Regions from separate parts of the Homo sapiens genome. Here region 2 is linked to region 1. Evidence: read pairs that join two places in POLR2A ChIA-PET (ENCODE). Cell type or tissue: Panc1. All regions are shown on one strand. Each heading gives the region's core, and the rest is flanking DNA. Links, peaks and the distances in the headings are about the cores only. Region 1 overlaps WHAMM (WASP homolog associated with actin, golgi membranes and microtubules). Region 2 holds the start of LOC105370928 (a long non-coding RNA gene).

Region 1 (2,810 bases), core at 138-2,637:
TCTCAAAAAAAAAGAAGAAAGGAAAAATGTATGCAAGAAGTAGACTTTCCAAATAATAGACTTTCAAAATAATGAACAGAACAACTTTATCCACAGGTTAGAGTGGTATGACTCTCATCTAAATGTGATACTATTTTTATAATACAATCATCTGGCAAGGGTCATGAGATTATATGTGGAAAGATGGCCCGGTGCAGGGGGCAGAAACCAAGAGACATCTTAGGTGTCTTCTGATTTCTGTTGTTGAGACCCAAGGCAAGCTGTTTAACTCCTCTGGACTCTAGATTCATTTGTAACACTGGAATAAGCATGCCTTTTCTGAATGATGTCACAGGGTTGTCTGATGGCTCAATGAAGCAAGAGTGATAACAGCATTTACTAAAATTTAAGTTACTGAATTACAATCTAGGGTCCTGCTATTTAAATTTTCATCTTATTTTAAGAAATCTGCGTAAGTCCTTAGAGGAAAACAAGCTGAAGCAAATAAATATCACATCAAAAACAATTCATCAGGCTGGGTGCAGTGGCTCATGCTTGTAATCCCAGCACTTTGGGAGGCTGAGATGGGTAGCTCGCTTGAGGTCAGGAGTTCAAGACCAGCCTGGCCAACATGGTGAAACCCCGTCTCTACTAAAAATACAAAAAAAGTTAGCTGGGCGTGGTGGTACACACCTGTAATCCCAGCTACTCAGGATGCTGAGACAGAAGAGTCGCTTGAACCTGGAGGAGGTTGCAGTGAGCCAAGATCATGCCACTGCACTCCAGCCTGGCTGACAAAGGGAGACCCTGTCTCAAAAAAAAAAAAAAAAAAAAAAAAAAAAAAATTCATCACCAGAAAAAACATTTAACTCTTTCAAATCTGTAGGAATCTTAAGCTATTAAGATGACCAACGTAAATGTCTTCATTTTCTATCAATTTTAAATATAAACTCAATATGTACATATAAGGGTAAACTAGGCACATGTAATGCTGTGCTTTGGGAGGCCAAGGTGGACAGACTGCTTGAGCTCAGGAGTTCGAAACCAGCCTGAGCAACATGGCAAAACCTCATCTCTATCAATAAATAAGTAAATAAATAAACATAATGGTAAACCCAAACAAAGTACAAACAGAGATTGAACATTAAGTGTAAATAAAGAAATAATTTATGACAAATAGTAAATCTGATAAAGTAAAAATTTTAAAAAAACATACCAAAATATCAAGCTTACATAAAGTTGCAACTTCTCGCATAGCCCTAAATGGCTGCAATAAGTACTGGAAGAACATGGTTGCCACGGTAACCAATTCCTGGTATGCTTCATCTTCCTCTTGGTAAACGTTCATTAATGCTACCATGGTGTTGGCTTTTCCGTGTCCTTGAATAACCTAGAAAGCAAATGTGAATAAAGCTCAAGTCAGGACAGTATATTTAATACATACCCAACAAACAAAACTAAACAAAAGAAACCTTCATGTTCTCAACTTTTAATACATCAATTTTAAATACTGATTAAATATGAAAATGTTATCATCCTCCATCAAAAATGCCCAATAAAACAAGAATGGTTAAGAAAAGTATGATATATCCATGTAAGAATATTATTACTGTAGTCATTCAGCACTGTGCTTCTGAAGATTGTTTAATAATATGGAGACTTTTGTCCAGGCATGGTGGCTCACACCTGTAATCCCAGCTGCTGGGGAGGCTGAGGCAGAGAATCGCTTGAACCTGGGAGACAGTGGTTCCAGCCTGGGCAACAAGAAGGAAACTCCATTTCAAAAAAAAAGACACTTTTATAATATTAAATGGAGAGGCAGAGTGCAAAGTTTAATCTCAACTATGCACTAAGTATGCAGCGAAAGGGACCCAAAAGAAGGTTTGAGGTTGTGGATATTTTTTCATTTCACTTTTCTGACTGTAAAGGTGTTGTGAGGCTGTATTCCTTTTTAAAGCTCGTAAGGGCCAGGCGTGGTGGCTCACGCCTGTAATCCCAGCACTTTGGGAGGCTGAGGTGGGCGGATCACGAGGTCAGGAGATCGAGACCATCCTGGCTAACACGGTGAAACCCTGTCTGTACTAAAAATACAAAAGATTAGCCGGGCGTGGTGGCGGGCGCCTGCAGTCCCAGCTACTGGAGAGGCTGAGGCAGGAGAATAGCATGAACCCGGGAGGCGGAGGTTGCAGTAAGCCAAGATGGCGCCACTGCACTCCAGCCTGGGCGACAGTGCCAAGACTCCATCTCGAAAAAAATTTTAAAAAAAGACCTCATAAAACATTACAGAGCTGTCTCCAAGTACTTCAGCATGTTGATTCTCTTAATGCCCCAGATTAATATTCCCATGAAGCCCTTAGCAGTCACCTCATTTACAGAGCCTCAACTGTGGTTCCAGTCTCTGCTGGTTACTGCTTCTGCTGCAGGGCAGAAAATAAACTGAACAGTGTATAATCTAGGTGGACTCACTTGGCAGGAAATTATTTTACTCCCAGAAGAAGAGAAATAAAATCAAATAATATAGATTTTTTTCAACCAATACATTCTTAAATTCTCCTATTTCCATCCTTCTGCTTAAGGATAAAGTGATCTACTTTCAGCTATAGTTTTTTATCCAGGTAATAATATTATGGGTTTTTTTTTTAAGTGAAAGCCTCACTGAACAAAATCAAAACACACACGCAAAAGTAAACTTAAGGCAAGTGATACATTTCAGCCTTATTTCTTAAACTATTCAGAAAAATTCCAGAGTTAAAACATTCAGCTTCATTTTATATATCCTAGCAATACTAGCAATTGGTCTAATTCTAGAATCAATTGCTTTTCCATTCTAA
Region 2 (2,810 bases), core at 152-2,651, 80 kb before region 1:
TAGCCAGGATGGTCTCGATCTCCTGACCTCGTGATCCGCAACAATGGGACTATTTTTACACGTTGATGGCTTTTTTTCTATTTGTATCTTATTTTGAACACTTAAAGGATTTTTGAGCCAGTCTGTGTAAAGATGCTTTCTTCAAAAATAAATGTATTTTGTGATAAGTCTGTGCCATTTTGCATTACTTTGGGAAGTAGATAGCTTAGAATACAAAATGCAGTGAAATCCATTACAATTTTTATTCATCTGCCTTGTTTCTAAATGCGTATTGTCAAAATCTAATTCCCCACTCAACAGAAAGAAACATAGGTAATATGCAAATTTGGTGAATCGCATAAAATGCTTTAGGCATGTGGAGTGAAAAAGCAACAATATAGAGGCAAGAATAGCAGAAGGGATGGATTTGATGAATTTACATAAAACTCAAAAGGTTTATAAGTTGGAAACATCAAATTTGAAGGTTTGGTCAGGTTGTTGAATGGTTCCAGAAGTAGACTGAAGAGATACAGAGATAAAAAATAATTCTATCATATTACCAGGTGCAGTGGTTCATGCCCTATAATGGCTCATGCTGGGATTATATCCCAGCACTTTGAGAGGCTAATGTGGGAGGATCACTTGAGATCAGGAGTTTAAGACTAGCCTGGGCAACACAGAGAGACCCTGTCTCTACCCACCACCTCCCGGCAACATTAGCCAAGTGTGGTGTCACGTGCCTGTAGTCCTAGCTACTTGGGAGGCTGAGGCAGAATTGCTTGAGCCTCAGAGATCCAGGCTGCAGTGAGCTATGATTGCATCACTACGCTCCAGCCTGGGCAGCAGTGAGACACTGTCTCTTAAAAAAAAAAAAAAAAAGGCGCAGTGGCTTACGCCTATAATCCTAGCACTTTGGGAGCCCGAGGCAGGCGGATCACAAGGTCAGGAGTTCGAGACCAGCCCGGCCAACATAGTGAAACCCCGTCTCTACTATAAATACAAAAATTAGCTGAGCGCAGTGGCACACGCCTGTAATCCCAGCTACTCAGGAGGCTGAGGCAGGAGAATCGCTTGAACCCGGGAGGCGGAGATTGCAGTGAGCCGAGATCATGCCACTGCACTCCAGCCTGGGCAACAGAGCGAGACTCTATATCCAAAAAAAAAAAAAAAAAAAAGATAAAATTATGTCATTCATAAATTACTGCAAATTTGAGAAGTACTTAATAGAAATATAACATTAAGCTGCAAATAGATTGGAAAATCCTAAAATTGTTGCAGAATCCCCCAAAATTTGTCACAAAAATTCTAAAAAGTGAATTGGTTCCAAAATCCTAAAAATGACAACAGGATGTCAGAAAAAGTATAGGACACTTGACGGGGATTCGAAAACACTGAACAAGGAGTTGCCTTTTAAGCAAATTGTTCATTACACCAATTGCCCTGCAGTCTCGGGATAACAGCTAAGTGGAATGTGGTTTGCAAAAACTACTCACTGGTGTCTCTTTTTTTCTTCTCTCTTTGCTTTTATTTTAATTGTCTTCATGCATATGTATGTTTCCCTATAAGCTATTTAAAATCTTTTGGGGCAGTAGGTGGCCTAGAAATCATAAATTATACATTAAGTCATGTTCTCTCAACTCACACGCCCACTCTCTTATTGCAGAGAACAGCCCATCTTCACCACCCGAGCGCATGTCTTCCAGATTGACCCCAACACCAAGAAGAACTGGATGCCTGCGAGCAAGCAGGCGGTCACCGTTTCCTACTTCTATGATGTCACAAGGAACAGCTATCGGATCATCAGTGTGGACGGAGCCAAGGTACCACCCCCTCAGCTGATTTTAATACTCCCAGTTGCTTATCTTTCATCCAAGATGCACCCAAAATCCTGCCGTCTTAACACATAAGTTATTGTTATAATGTCTGTATAACATATTCTGTTCTTTTTGCATTTAAACTTACGGTAAATGGGGAAGAAAAATATTTCTCTGTTACCACTGTCTTCATAACTAACATTTTAATGCCTGTATAATAATTCTGCCGACGGCCTATAATGCTCTTAATTTCCCCCCGTGGTTGGATATTTAAGTGGCTTCCAATGTTTTGCTATTATAAATAATGAGCATCTTCATGTACCAAATATCCTCAATTGTTCACATACCATTGCTTTCTTTTGAATAGTCCTTAGGATAGATTCCTAGAATATTATGGGGCAAGATATTAACACTTTATGGCTCTTGATGCATATTGCCAGATTGTTTTCCAGAAGGGTTCGTTCTTCCAGCCTGTATGAGAGTGTCTGTTGTTGCACCCTTGCCAGCATTGGGTATTGTATCTAGTCGGGTTTTGGTGTTATTAGGCATAGGAGTTGAATTTTATTAAGTGGTTTTGGAGTATTTCTTGAAATACATATATATTTTTGTTATTCTGTCTCCCATGATATTTTTGCCACATTATCATGGGAACAGAATTAAGAAGGGATACCAGCAGAAGTATCACCAAGTCTTTAAAAAAAAAAAAAATAGACCTGCTGGTTTTCTGTCTTCATCCTGCTGTACATTTTTTACATGGATTATCTGCTGCCACCTGGAATTCAGTGTATCTAAAGCTGAATTCCCCTTTTTGTCCTCTAAACCACCTCTCCATTTTTATTCCCCAATCATTTGGGCTAATAAAGCGAAACATAGAGTCCTTCTTTAAGTTTGTCAAGTGAATCTGCCTTTGAAGTGTCACCCACTCGTGCCTGCTCTTTTAAGACCATAACTCTTGTCCTATCACAGTCTTGCCTGGACTCCTGCAGTAGCTGCCTCATCTCCTACCTGCAGTCTAGT

What was found. Peaks named below come from ENCODE experiments on the same cell type or tissue, not always from the same donor. Only the 100,000 strongest peaks of a DNase experiment are listed, where the experiment ranks them.
Region 2: POLR2A ChIA-PET joins it to region 1 with 5 read pairs; 2 of 35 experiments call an interaction of 5 or more read pairs at or near these places.

The regions. Positions count from the first base shown.
Region 1 is chr15:82,811,662-82,814,471 of GRCh38, reverse strand. WHAMM (WASP homolog associated with actin, golgi membranes and microtubules) reads right to left here. Exons shown (of 10, transcript NM_001080435.3): 2 at 1,196-1,369. Among named protein-coding and RNA genes, the nearest start is that of WHAMM, 3.4 kb to the right of the region's middle. In Panc1, for the core only: no CTCF peak of the experiment used is centred there; no DNase peak of the experiment used is centred there; H3K27ac peaks cover 376 bases.
Region 2 is chr15:82,891,674-82,894,483 of GRCh38, reverse strand. It overlaps HOMER2 (homer scaffold protein 2), which reads left to right. Exons shown (of 9, transcript NM_004839.4): 2 at 1,643-1,799. It overlaps LOC105370928 (a long non-coding RNA gene), which reads right to left and starts at 1,682. Exons shown (of 5, transcript XR_007064741.1): 1 at 1,622-1,682. In Panc1, for the core only: no CTCF peak of the experiment used is centred there; no DNase peak of the experiment used is centred there.